Linked DNA regions of Homo sapiens: region 2 is linked to region 1. Evidence: chromatin contacts called from ENCODE Hi-C or POLR2A ChIA-PET data. All regions are on one chromosome and are shown on one strand. Each heading gives the region's core, a stretch centred on a gene start or an enhancer-like site at or near the end of the contact. The rest is flanking DNA. Distances are from core to core; before and after follow the strand shown. Region 1 overlaps ELMO1 (engulfment and cell motility 1). Region 2 overlaps ELMO1 (engulfment and cell motility 1).

Region 1 (6,237 bases), core at 3,181-5,680:
TTTACTCATAGCCAGCAGTTCCAGACTGTACCAGCCCCTGCCATTCACAGGCATCTCGATAGGATGTCTTTGTGTCTTTACTAGCTCATCGATTCAGCCTCCATGTGGATGGGTAATAAGATGGCACAGAAAAATGTCATTGTCATATGTTTCCCTCTGAAATCTGTTTTTCTCGTTATGCCAACTTTTCTACTTAGTCAGATAAATGAAGAATTATGCCTACTCAAAAATCCCAATTCTATTCTCCTTCCTGTTTTTTAGCAAGGACAACAGGAGGTCCACAGGGAGGAAGGCTTCCGATCCTCTGCGTTCAGGCCCTGTGGAGGGCAGGCAGCTCCAGCATCTTCCCTGGCTCTGTCTCTTCTCACTCCCTCTCCATCCTTGTCTGTGTCTGTCTCTTTCTCCAGATATGAGGACACCCTTACTTTGGATATGTTACTGTAAAATAATGCTGTTCTTCAGGTCCATTTCTTAATCATCACAGAAACTGTTTTTGCATGCAAGCCTGATCGCTTTTGTCCAACTGTGTGTCCATTTTTTTGATGTTCACATCTTCAGGCTAATGAAACAACTGAGGGCAATATATGATACGCTGGTTGCTAAGTTACACAGCAATGTCTCCAGACAGGACTACGGATCGACCGTTAAGGAAGCATATTAGAAATACCCTAAAATAAAATCCAGACACCACCCCCCAAAAAAAGAAACAGGGGAAAAAAGGCAGGTGGGAATGAGGAAGAAGGATAAGGAAGAAAAAGTGGTCAGCTGCTGTAAATGCCCATTCCCCATAACTGAGGCTCTAGCCTTGCAGGGGCTGCTCACCATCAGAAACAGCAGCCCCGCCACCCCATTAGAGTGGCAGCACTTCATTCCCACCCATTAATTTGAAGAATTTGTGGTTTGACTTCTTTTCTACTTTTTTCATGCTCCTAAGTGAGGATTCCATTTTCAGCTGTTGTCTTTTTCTCGCATCATTTCACTTTCCACAGGACCCAGATATCCTGTACCAAATTCCCAAAGCCAAAAAAAGAAAGAACAAGTATTAAGAGATATCTATTAACTACCTATTTGTGGTCTATAAACACAGAACATGAAGGTGAAGGGCCTGTTCTGCAATAAATGGTTTGCTCTCTCTGTATCTGTAATAAGATCTGGGTCAAAAGGAGCAGACAGAGATGGGTAGACAGTTCCCAGGAGCCCAGGGAATCTGCCAGGACATGGCAAGCCTGAGGGAAAGGACAGAAGGAGCCTGTCTGTCTCCTTCAGTGTTTTAATCAAGGACTTGTGGAAGATAGAGAGAAAGAACAACATGCTTTTCTGGAGACGACAAACTCGCCTTAAAGGGACATGCACAACCAGATGTCCACGACTGCTCAAAAAAAAGATTAAATTTAATTTAAAAAAAGCAGCCCCCTGTCCAAAGACACCAAGTTGCTTGCTTCCTTAGCCAATTTCACATGATAGGAGCCAGCACATACCTACTTTTTGCCTGGTGTCTAGGCTGGGGACTAAAAGCTCAGGGTAGAACCCAGTTCATGTCCACATCTCTAATACCCCAGGATAAGAATTACTGACTCTAATCTGTTAAACAGTAATGGAATGTAATTATGTAGATGTGAATCTTGGACTTGGCCTTGAAGTTAGGTGTAGGCAGTCCCCTTAAGCACAGCAGCTGAGGGGGGCCATCTTTGCATTTCAGACAGTGGGGCAGCCCCAGCAAGGGCATTCCCTTTGGGATCCACCATTATGATTCCATGGGGAAGGCCTCAAGCCTCCTGCGTCCGGCCTCTGCTCTCCCTACCAGGGACTGCTTCAAAGCAGCTCTGCCTATCCAAGCTTCTGGCAACAGAGACACGTCTATAGTGCTGCACAGCCAGCGGCCAGCTGCTTTCCTCTGACAAGTTTATGCACCATCCGTAGGTTGTGATGTCCCTGTGGTGGCCATGCCCTCTTTGAAGAACCCTGGGGGACAAGCAATGCCTGCTCTTGGTCTTTAGTTCCTCAACTGCCCACTCTTCCTCAAACTGGAGGCCACAGCTTCTTTTCTGCAACTGCTTCTTCTGGACCCATAAGAGTTCAGAGATAGTGTGAGCACTAGGGGAGTATGATACACATTAATAAAACCTCTCGTGGGACAGGTGCTGTGCTGGGAGGACAATGAGGAGTTAGGGAGATGGAGCAACAATGGTCTGGTATCTGGGAGAAGCAGAGGACTGGGAGGAAGGAAGCCCTGGTTGGCCCTGACCAACTTACTTCCCACGTGACCCTGGGCATGTCAATTTGCTTCAGACCCTCAACAACTGAATGGAGGCAACGGACCCAGGGCCATAGGTCAGTTCTCTCCCCTCCTCTTTCATTTGCATTGCCATAAACAAAGAGGAAACATTTACAGCTTTTGAGCAAGATTACTGATGTGATGAAGGGGATGTTTTAGGGAATGAATTTGTTGAAGCAGTGAATGAGATGGGAAGGGAATGCGTTCAGAAGACTGAGCGAGGTGAGGGAGGACTTCAGCAACACACTACTCCCTCCCTCCACGGCAGAGCTTGGCCCTTATTACATCAGACTGCAGGCTCCAACCTTGACATCGCTGGCTCTGAGCATCTCCCAGCCTCAGAGTTAACAACCCAGCAAACAAGGCCAAGATTCAAAAGGTTAAGGAGTAACAAGTTCTATAACAAGGCTATATGCCTTTGCTCCCATATACAACAACTAGGAGAGTCAATAGGATGGTTTTGTAACATATGACTAAGGCCTTTGAAATGTTCAAATTCTATGAATTTATCCTACCAACATATCAGAGATGCAATCAACATTTTATGAAAGATGTTTACTGCAAAACGGTTTAAAGAAAAAAAAAAGCTAAAAGCAAGCCCAAATATTCCAGTTATTCATTTATTGTCTCTCAACTCAAAACCATTCTTGGCCCTGCTTTCTGACAGGTTGCCAGCTGCGGCAATGTGACACTTCACCAATAGAGGGCACTGGAGTGATTCTGCCTGGGGAAAGGACATTCCCTTTGGGATCCACCATTACTATTCCATGGGGAAGGCCTCAGGCCTCCTGCACCCGGGCTCTGCTCTCCCTACCAGGGACTGCTTCAAAGCAGTTCTGCCTACCCAAGCTTCTGGCAACAGAGACACGTCTATAGTGCTGCACAGCCAGCTGGCCAGCTGCTTTCCTCTGACAAGTTTCTGCATCACCCGTGGGTGGTGATGTCCCTGTGGTGGCCATGCCCTCTCTGAAGAACTCTGGGGGACGAGCAATGCCCGCTCTTGGTCTTTAGTTCCTCAACTGCCCACTCTTCCTCAAACTGGAGGCCATAGCTTCTTTTCTGCAACAGCTTCTTCTGGACCCATAAGAGTTCTCTTTTACTCACAACTAACCAGCTTCTACTAGTTGTCAATCATTTACATTGGAATATACCCTGTTTAAATAACAGTATGGTTTCTGTATCCTGACTAGATGCTGGCTGATATACAAAGTCTTGCAAATGTCCCCTAACACAAAGGAAAACTGAAGCAAATTATGGTAAGGCAGGCCAAAGATACACCATGTAGCCATCGAAGTGCTGCTATGAAAGAATGTTCAGTAATATGGGACCCTGGGACACTGTATTGTGGTGACAAAAGCAGAATGCAAAATAGCAAAATTGCACCAAACATATAGAATATAATGTGTGTTCATGCACTAAGTACTGGTGACCAGTTTGAGAATCCCATGTACATTGCCATCACTTGCAACCTGCAAAAGAAGGGGAAAAAAGCAGGAAAAATGCCTAATATTATGGGTATTTGCCCAACCCAGCCAATGAGGAGTGCCTGTGTTTCCAGGGGAGAAGCAATCTCCCTGGTTTTGCACAGAAGGGACCTGTACGAGTTGAGCGAACCACGTTGAACAGCCTTATTTTTCCATCCACTTGAGATAAGAGACCTGATTGCCAGCCCTTCCCACTGCCAGCAGTTTTAACTTACCCCTCAATCAAACGACATGTGCAAATGCTTAAACATGGGGTGCAATGGGCAAGTTAGAGCCTGTGGTCTCAGAAAGCCACAAAGTGCTACAGAGACAAGAAAAAAGAGCTGCACTTATAGGAAAGAAACTCATGCTTGTAAAAAGAAAAAAAAAAACATTTTTAAAGGGCCATTCCAGTGGCATGAGCAGGGATCACTGAAGATGCTACTACAGCTGGGAAAATACTAACTCCATGGCCCATTCTAGGCAAAACAATGCAAATAGTGGTCTGTGGAGAGAGGATGAGATAAAAACATTTACAGCTCACAGCCAAGGAACAATGCGGCTGGAAACACTAGGGATGGAGGAGTGGCCAAGCTTGAGGCAGCAGGGTGTCACATGACATCCTGAACATAACCTGCTGTGGCATTAGCCACCCAGACACTAGTGTCAGATGGGCCTGATCCAAAACTTGGCTTCACCAGTAACAGCTTTGTCACCTGGGAATTTGGCACAGCCCCTGGCAAGCAATAGGTGCTCAGTGAATACAGGGTAAATGAATGATGGGCAAGACAACGTCTTGGGGCCTCCCTTTCTGCAGTGCCACATGAAGACAGTCAGACCCACACCACACAGTGTTATTATGGGCATTACACTGGACACTGCTAATAAAGCCTCTGCTTGGCTCATTCAGTAAATGTGTAGGATCCAATATATTATTCATAAAAAGGAGGCAGCTTCAGTACCACACTCCAAAAGAAATGGAAAATCTGCCAAAGAAGGAGGGAGAGAAGGGAGAGAATCTCAGGCAGAGGAAATAAATACAAGTCCGCCCATTTGGATCCCCAGCCTTAGATAATGAAATATAGGGATTCTTTTTCTTTCTCTTTTTTTCCTAGTCATGGATGTCTTAGAGAACTCTGGTGAAGTCTATGGATCTTCTTTTCAGAATGTTTTTAAATGCATAAAATAAAATAAATAAGCTTGCAAAGAAACCAAACAGTTATCCAAATATTTTAAAAATTGTATCATAGGCTGGGCACAGTGGCTCATGCCTCTAATCCCAGCACTTTGGGAGGTGGAGGCGGGCAGATCACGAGGTCAGGAGTTTGACAGCAGCCTGGCCAATACGGTGAAACCCTGTCTCTACTAAAAATACAAAAATTAGCCAGGCGTGGTGGCATATGCCTATAGTTCCAGCTATTTGAGAGGCTGAGACAGAAGGATCGCTTGAACCCGGGAGGTGGAGGTTGCAATGAGCCGAGATCACGCCACTGCACTCCAGTCTGGGCAACAGAGCAAGAGACTCCTTCTCAAAAAAAAAAAAAAAAATTGTATCATAGTAATATATATGCTGCTTTATCAATGCACGTGTCAGCAATCTTTTTCCAGCCAGACAGTAAGCATTTTAAGCACTGCAGGCTAGAATACCTCTGTTGCAACTGTGATATGTAAATAAATGGGTTTGGCTGTGTTCCAGTAAGTTTTATGTACAAAAACAGGTGGCAGCTTGGACATAGTCCACAGGCTATAGTTGCTGACCCCTGTATTAAAGCATTAAATAACAAGATCTGTTGTAAGGTCTAATAACTACCATAATTTCTAATTAGGCATAAGATGATAAATGATATTTAGAGATAACTGTGATAAACAGTAATAAATGGATGTACTTTAATTTCTGTTCATAATAAAGGCACAGATACTGCTTATCCTATCATGGCTTGTTGCTGACATTTGTGATTCAAGCAATGAAAAGTTTACGTTTTTATATGGCTGTAGTGTTCCTCCTACATAAGTTCATGAACCCCAGGATAAAATAGTAGCTTTTCATTGTACTTGGAAGGAGATCCAAATTCCCACTATAGTTTAGAAGACACTGTGATGCAGCCCTAGTCAACATCGACAATTTCTCTGGTACCTCCTCTCACTTCCAGCTCACTATCCTGTTCCCTTTTGTTCTCTAACACACCAAGCTCTTTCATGCTGCAGGACTTTTCTGCTGGCTGTTTCTTTTCCTACAATGCTAGGGTCTGGCTCCCTGTTATCCTCCAGTCTTGGCTCAAATGTCACCTTTTTTTTGTTTATTTGTTTGTTTGTTTGAGACAGAGTCTCACTCTGTTGCCCAGGCTGGAGTGCAGTGGTGCGATCTCAGCTCACTGAAACCTCTGCCTCCCAGGTCAAGCAATTCTTCTGCCTCAGTCTCCCAAGTAGTTTGGATTACAGGTGTGCACCACCACACCCAGCTAATTTTTGTATTTTTGGTAGAGACAGGGTTTCACCATG
Region 2 (6,881 bases), core at 1,886-4,385, 50 kb after region 1:
GCCACAATTAACCTGTTGACCTAACAGGAAAATAAGCACAAAGTGTAACATTCACAAAAGGTTCTAGAAATGTCAGAGGTCTTAGTCATCAAGTCTTAAGAAAACATAGTTAATACAAGAGTGTCCTGAGTTGCCCGAACTTCTCAGAGTGGCAGTGTTGTGGAAGGAAGTAGAACAGAAGAGAATCCCACCAGCACCCACCTACAGAGCAAACTAAAAATCTGCATTTCATTTGCTGAAGGAAAAGGAGAATGCCAGAGTTCATTCTCGCTCAATTAAACTCAGCTCAGTTAAAGGGAGAGATATGTTTGCTGTGTTTTTCTTCAAAAACTTGGCAAATTTTTAAGATTTTATGAGGTTATATAGACTCTCTCACACAAGAAAAGAGAGCTAAAACCAGAAAAGTAAGTACCCCAGTCACTTCATTTTAAAGGAAGTTTAAGAAATATCTGTTACATTACCAAATCTAAAAGTTGCAAAAATCAGATGAAGGATGTCTATTCCTCTACCAATGTCATTTCACCTATTATGACGGTATGAAAGCAATGGTGCAGTATCACAGTCTTTATTACAGCTTTCTTAATTGGAGCAAAATGAGCTCTTAAAACTATGTTTGTACTCTCTGTAAAGGAGAGGCTAAGAATTTTTAGGACCATTTCCCTCATGGATAAATTGAGGCACTATCTTTAAAGGACTCACTAAAAGTTACCGTGGGAGCCAAAGGTAGCTCCTGCAGGGAGAGTGATAAATTTCAAGGGCTTCACAACAATGTTTTCAAATGTAGGTCCAACAGCATGAGCATCACCAGGGGAGCTTCATAAAAACAAGGATCCCTGAACCTTGAATCACTACACAATGATCCTCTGTGTATTTTCAACATGTTTCATGAGTGATTCTGATACAGAAGCAAGCTCAGGAGCCCCTGACCTAGTCCATTCTCAACAGGAGGAGACTCTGTCCACCGCCCAAGAGACATTTGGCAATGTCTAAGCCTGGCCAACATGATGAAACCCTGTCTCTACTAAAAATACAAAAATTAGCCAGGCATGGTGGCGGGCACCTGTAATCCCAGCTACTCGGGAAGCTGAGGCAGGAGAATCGCTTGAACCTGGGAGACGGAGGTTGCAGTGAGCCAGGATTGCACCATCGCACTCCAGCCGGGGCAACAAGAGCAAAACTCCATCTCAACAACAAGAAAAAAACCAAAAAACTGCCTGGGTTTTGGTGTTATACAGTGCTGGATTCAAATCAGTACCTTCCTAGCTGAGTAATCTTGGGCAAGTTAATGAACCTTTGAATAACTATGAAGTAGGGAGCCTAAGCCGATCTTGAAGGCTGTAGTAAGGTGATGAAATCCCACGTGCAAGGCCTTCTATTGCCTGCCACATAGTGTGTGGTGCTTGCTGTTATTATTACTGCTACTAACGAGCAAAATTCCATGTCAAGTACAAAAACTCAAATGGGTTTTACTCAATGAGCTTTTCAAAGGTCTTGTGTAAATCAAATTTATGCATATGGAATTATATCTTAAATATGCTATAGAAATATGGTAGTTGAAAAACTGCAGGCAATCACACTTACCTAAAACACATGCATCTGTGTTTCTTTTAGGGAATTAAACCCTTCCCAATATACTGGGGTAGGCGTGCTATTATAATTTTTCTGTTTGGAGAATGAAGACCACCAGTGTTTTATTCTTATCTTCACTGTTCAGAATTGAAACCTATTGTACACACACAGTAACGGAGATCAATGTGATGAACCAAAGGATACAAATGTATGTAAGCCACTGGCTGACCTCCAAGAGCTTATAATCTATTTCAAGAGAAGTGAGCATGAAAAAAGAAAAATGTAAATTACGTTACGTGTGAAATATATTAACTGCAAATAAAAGCTACAGGCAAAGAAAATGATATAAGAAATTAGAAAACTGGAGAAAAGACTGCATTATAATGCGATCAGAAAAGGTTTGAGTACAAAGGAGGCTCTCTGCAGTGCTTAGCAAAGCCAGGATTTAAAGCAGTAGAGAGCTGGGAGAAGGCAGGGGGCATTCAAGGTGGCATACTTTTAGAAGGAAACGGCAAGAGATGAAAAAAGACCATGAATGTGCGGGAACAAGCGTCTAAAGGAGCAGCTTCTATAAAACAGAGGGGTACCTGGGAATCACATACAGTGCCTGCAGACACTACCTTGGCCCAGGGACAATGCTTATGAAAAATATGGAAGGATGCAAAGCCACCCTAAAGAATCTGACTGAAGTCTCAGGAATACCAGAAAGCTCAAGAATCATCCATGTCTATTTTTTTAAACTGATAAACTTTTTTCAAACAAAATCTTTCCCCAAATCATACGCAAATGAAAATGGGACAATACAAAGGTGCTGCAGCAGGAGTGAGCGAGGGGTGCCCGGAAGCCCTCGGCAGCCACCCCTCTGCCCCAAGCCATTTGAGAAGCAGAACTAAGGTTGAAAACTATGTATCTCTTCCCATTGCCCTTTTTGGGCCTGAATATGCTCAGAACATCTTCTCCAAGCATTTGTCTGATGCACACTTGGTAGAGATGATGGATCCCCTCGCCTGATGAGATGGCCCGTGCTGGCTTTTCTTGGGTGAAGGTGAAATGTGTCTCCTAGCACAAATAGGATGGAGTTCCTACACTTGGGCCATAAAGAACGCATCTAGGCAGGGCACTGTGGTGGTTCATGGACTGTAATCCCAGCACTTTGGGAGGCTGAGGTGGGAGGATCGCTTAAGTCCAGGAGTTTGAGACCAGCCTGGGCAACATGGCAAAACCCCATCACTACTAAAAATACAAAGACTAGCTGGTCATGGTGGTGCACACCTGTAATCTCAGCTACTCGAGAGGCTGAGGCAGGAGGATATCTTGAGCCCAGAATTAGAGGTTGCAGTGAGCTTTGATTGAGCCTTTGTACTCCAGCCTGGGTGACACAGTGAGACCCTGCGTCAAGGAAAAAAAAAAAGAACATATCTAATGGTCCCCCCTCTACATGATATAACCTCAAAAAGTTGGTAATACCTGTGAGACTCCTTTCTTCAGGTTAACATATGGGCAGTTTCACTAACCATTTGTCTCGTCTGTAGACAACTGAAGTTAGAGAGGGGAACCATATATCCACCCAACAGAGAAATGAAACTAGTGGTTAGCTGGCAGGCTATGCCGGTGATGGGAACTGTTGTTATGTATGTAGGCAGAGGTGAAACTTTAACGTCATGAGCGAACATGGACTCTAAGACAAAGAGTGTCGACAGTGAACACACAGACCAGAGGGCTTAGCACTGAGGTTGGAACTGATCTAGAAAGAAGAGGAACCAGGAAGGAAACAATCCCAGATGAATCAAACAGGGAGGAAGAATCTCAGGCACTGAAGCTAGAGGAAGGAAGGGAGAGTTTCAAGAAGATGAGAATGGGCAGCTTTGCCGAGCGTAACCGAGAGGGTGAGGACAACCAAGGCAGAGGTGCCACCAAAAAGGGGAGCCCTGTAGAGAGGTAAATTGTTGTTCATGCAAATATTAAAATAAGCATGGAACAACATAGATGGCATATACTGGTAACATTTAAATAAGCCTGGAATGGAAAAACAGAATAAAATACTACCAAAAGAGAGTTACTAGGTCAAGGGGAGGATTTTCCAAGGTGAAAACAGAAGAGTTCACTGTTGAAGACAGAGAAGAAGAAAAGAATAAGAGAAGAGAACATGGCTGGGACAAAGCCCCAGGTAGGGTAGAAAGGATGGGCTAATATCATTTGACCCCGCAATCTCATTACTGGGTATATACCCAGAGGATTATAAATCATGCTGCTTTAAAGACACATGCACACGTATGTTTATTGCGGCACTATTCACAATAGCAAAGACTTGGAACCAAGCCAAATGTCCAACAATGATAGACTGGATTAAGAAAATGTGGCACATATACACCATGGAATACTATGCAGCCATAAAAAATGATGAGTTCATGTCCTTTGGATCCATTCTCAGCAAACTATCGCAGGGACAGAAAACCAAACACTGCATGTTCTCACTCATAGGTGGGAATTGAACAATGAGAACACATGGACACAGGAAGGGGAACATCACACACCGGGGCCTCTTGTGGGGTAAGGGAAGGGGGGAGGGATAGCATTAGGCGATATACCTAATGTTAAATGACGAGTTAATGGGTGCAGCACACTAACAAGGCACATGTATACATATGTAACTAACCCGCACGTTGTGCACATGTACCCTAAAACTTAAAGTATAAAAAAAAAAAAAAAAAAACACCTATGTGGAGCATTGGGGGTTGGGATAAGCTGAAAGCACTGGAAACAAATTGGGACCACCTCTTCCCTTCTCTGCTAGCAGTAGAAAAAGCAAAACAAAACAGGAAGGCAGGAGATAAAGGCATCAGGTAGTCTGTGATGCCATGCAAATATGTAGGCCGAGAAGTTCTAGGCAAAGACAGAAGTGGTAGCTTTCTGGTCTGTGTCTTCCTTGAAAAGCAAGGCCTGAGGGGGCAGGGCAGAGACAAGAAATACTGGAGGCTTGAAGAGTTTATGCAGGGAACAGAAAAGCTGCTGCTCAGAAATGGTGAGTGGCCAAGATGGAAAAAAAAAATCACAGAGTACTAGGGAGCCAGTGAATATTCCATAGCACAAATTGGCTATGTGTCCAATTAGGACACCTCTTTATTACCAGAGGATGCCTCCCACTTGTCTTTTAATTTTTTCTCCTTCCTAAACATTGAAAAAGTTAGGCAGAGAAAGAATGAGAACAGAGGGCAAATGTTCACAATGGAAGTGCAGGTGAAAAGGAAAACCAGAGTACCTAATTTTCTAATCTAGCTAATAATGGCTGCTTTTATTGAGGAATCACTCTAAGCTATGCAACATGCTACACTCTTTTCACATGATTTCTTTAATCTTCACAAGGACCATCAAAGTAGCAAATTATTATCCCAAAGAAACTGAGGCTCAAGGCTAACTGAGCCTTTCACAGAAAGCAGGGCTCCAGGACTGCTATGGTCTGAATGTTTGTGTCTCCCCAAAATTCATCTGTTTGAAACCTGGCCCCCATGGTGGTGGTATAAAAACATGCTTGACAGAGCCTGTTTGCCCCTTTTGCCTGTGGGGAAACATACAAGGCACCATTTATGAGGAACAAGCCCTCATCACACACCACATCCACTGGTGCCTTGATCTTGGACTTCCCAGCCTCCAGAACTGTGAACAATAAATTTCTGTTGTTCATAAATTTCCCAGTTTAAGGTACTTTGTTATAGCAGCTGAAGGAACTAAAACAAGTGCTCACATCCAGGTTTAAATGTCCTTGGAGCCCACTGCCTCTTACTAGATGCTGCTTATTGAAGTGTTTGGGATTCCAGACTCTTGACCGAGAAACAAATACATTATTCAGGACATAATAGGTTAACAAGAACAGTGCATGCAGGAGCCTTGATATATCCAGACAACAAGCATCCTCATCCTCAAGCGGCTCCCCGGGCTTGAAACTCAACAATACATTGTGAAGGCGAGAGCAGGAGTCAGGAACCAGTGAGTTGATAATTCTTTTGAGACCTTCCTGTGATACAGCAAAGTCCATGTCTAAGAAGCTCCTGGGGATTTTTCCTGCTGAGTGGAAACACAGAATTTTCTCCTAAATATTTAGAAAGAAGATAAACAAGTCCATCATGGGCAGACGTCCCTCTGAAAACTCCAGGCACTGATGGAGGGTGGCTGAGCAGAATTGAGCACCTGATAAGATAATCACTACTCAGGAAGCACCGCCTCCCAGTTATTCATTCATGAAATATCTTTTCATTTTAAGGACTGTTCACCAGGCAAGGAGAAACAACACTCAAAGACAGGCAGTTCCCAGTCTAATGACTGCTTCTCAAACTGTGGAAGCCCTTGGATTAGATTCATCTGGTGCTTATCACAGATGCAGATGAAAAGCCCTGCCCCTGGCCAGCAGAATCACAATCTCTGCAGCTGGGGCTGCATTTTGCACAAGCTGGTATATGCATTTTGTACAAGCTCCCTGGATGCTTCTTGTACACAGTCAAGGTTGAGGACCACTGGGTTCAGTTGATAGACAAGGACAATACAATGTGATAAGTGGAGGGGCACCCAAAATTTTGGGAGACAATAGAGCAGCAGTGCTTAACCCAACTTTTGGAAACGGCTTTTAGTGAAATAGCAGCTATCCAGGCTAAAAAGAAGCAAAGAGCTTTCTAAATGAAGCTAACATGCTATGGGAGAGAGGCAGGTTATGTGATCTTTACTGAACAAGGTAGAAGATTAGGAGAAAACCCAAGTAATAATCATTTCTTCTACTCTTCATTGCATGTGAAAACATACTTCTAATTCTTGTGCCAACTTCTGATTCAATCAAGAAACAACATCTGACAGCAACACTTCCATAAGTCTCATTGTAATTCCAGCAACTGCAGGGCAATTAGGAACTGGGTTCCTAATTGCCCGTCTAGGTTTCCATATGTGATTAATAGGAGGCCTATAATTTAACCAACTGTTTACACTTGTCATCTGTAAAACCAGAATAATTATCAAGAATTAGGCAATGCAACACCATGTACCTCTTGATATGATGAGCCAAAAAGGACACATCATTTCTCTACATTTCTGCCAAAAATACAAAACTCGAATCTGATCAGCAGGATATGTGAGAGAACCCCAAACTGAAGACTTTTCCTAAAATAGCTGTCCTGTACTCTACAAAAATGTCAAGGTCACAAAAGATAAAGACTGAGAAATTTCTAAAGATCAATGGAGATCAAAGAGACCTGACAATAAACATAGTACATGATCCTGGACAGGATATTACACCAGAGAGAAAATAGCTATAGAGGATCTTATTGGGA

What was found. Hi-C counts contacts between places; a loop is a spot of excess contacts on that map. ChIA-PET counts read pairs that join two places held with the same protein, here RNA polymerase II (POLR2A). Pooled maps may share reads with other maps.
Region 2: a map of Ramos shows a loop between it and region 1 (2.2-fold over the local background). The contact joins two enhancer-like sites. A Hi-C loop is called at or near these places in 15 of 168 maps with a recorded cell type or tissue (B cell, CD4-positive, alpha-beta T cell, CD4-positive, alpha-beta memory T cell and 9 more), 35 of 37 single-sample maps with no recorded cell type and 18 of 50 pooled maps. POLR2A ChIA-PET finds 5 or more read pairs at or near these places in 10 of 52 experiments (B cell, CD4-positive, alpha-beta T cell, CD4-positive, alpha-beta memory T cell and 6 more).

What each region holds. Positions count from the first base shown.
Region 1 is chr7:37,281,926-37,288,162 of GRCh38, forward strand. All of the region lies in intron 4 of ELMO1 (engulfment and cell motility 1), which reads right to left. Among named protein-coding and RNA genes, the nearest start is that of ELMO1, 160 kb to the right of the region's middle. RefSeq lists a silencer at 4,120-4,414. Within about 2 kb of position 4,431, at least 4 of the 41 ENCODE cell types and tissues checked have a DNase peak (open chromatin) inside an H3K27ac peak, as active enhancers do; they include OCI-LY7, where a contact is called at or near this core.
Region 2 is chr7:37,333,261-37,340,141 of GRCh38, forward strand. All of the region lies in intron 2 of ELMO1 (engulfment and cell motility 1), which reads right to left. Among named protein-coding and RNA genes, the nearest start is that of ELMO1, 110 kb to the right of the region's middle. Within about 2 kb of position 3,136, at least 7 of the 41 ENCODE cell types and tissues checked have a DNase peak (open chromatin) inside an H3K27ac peak, as active enhancers do; they include OCI-LY7, where a contact is called at or near this core.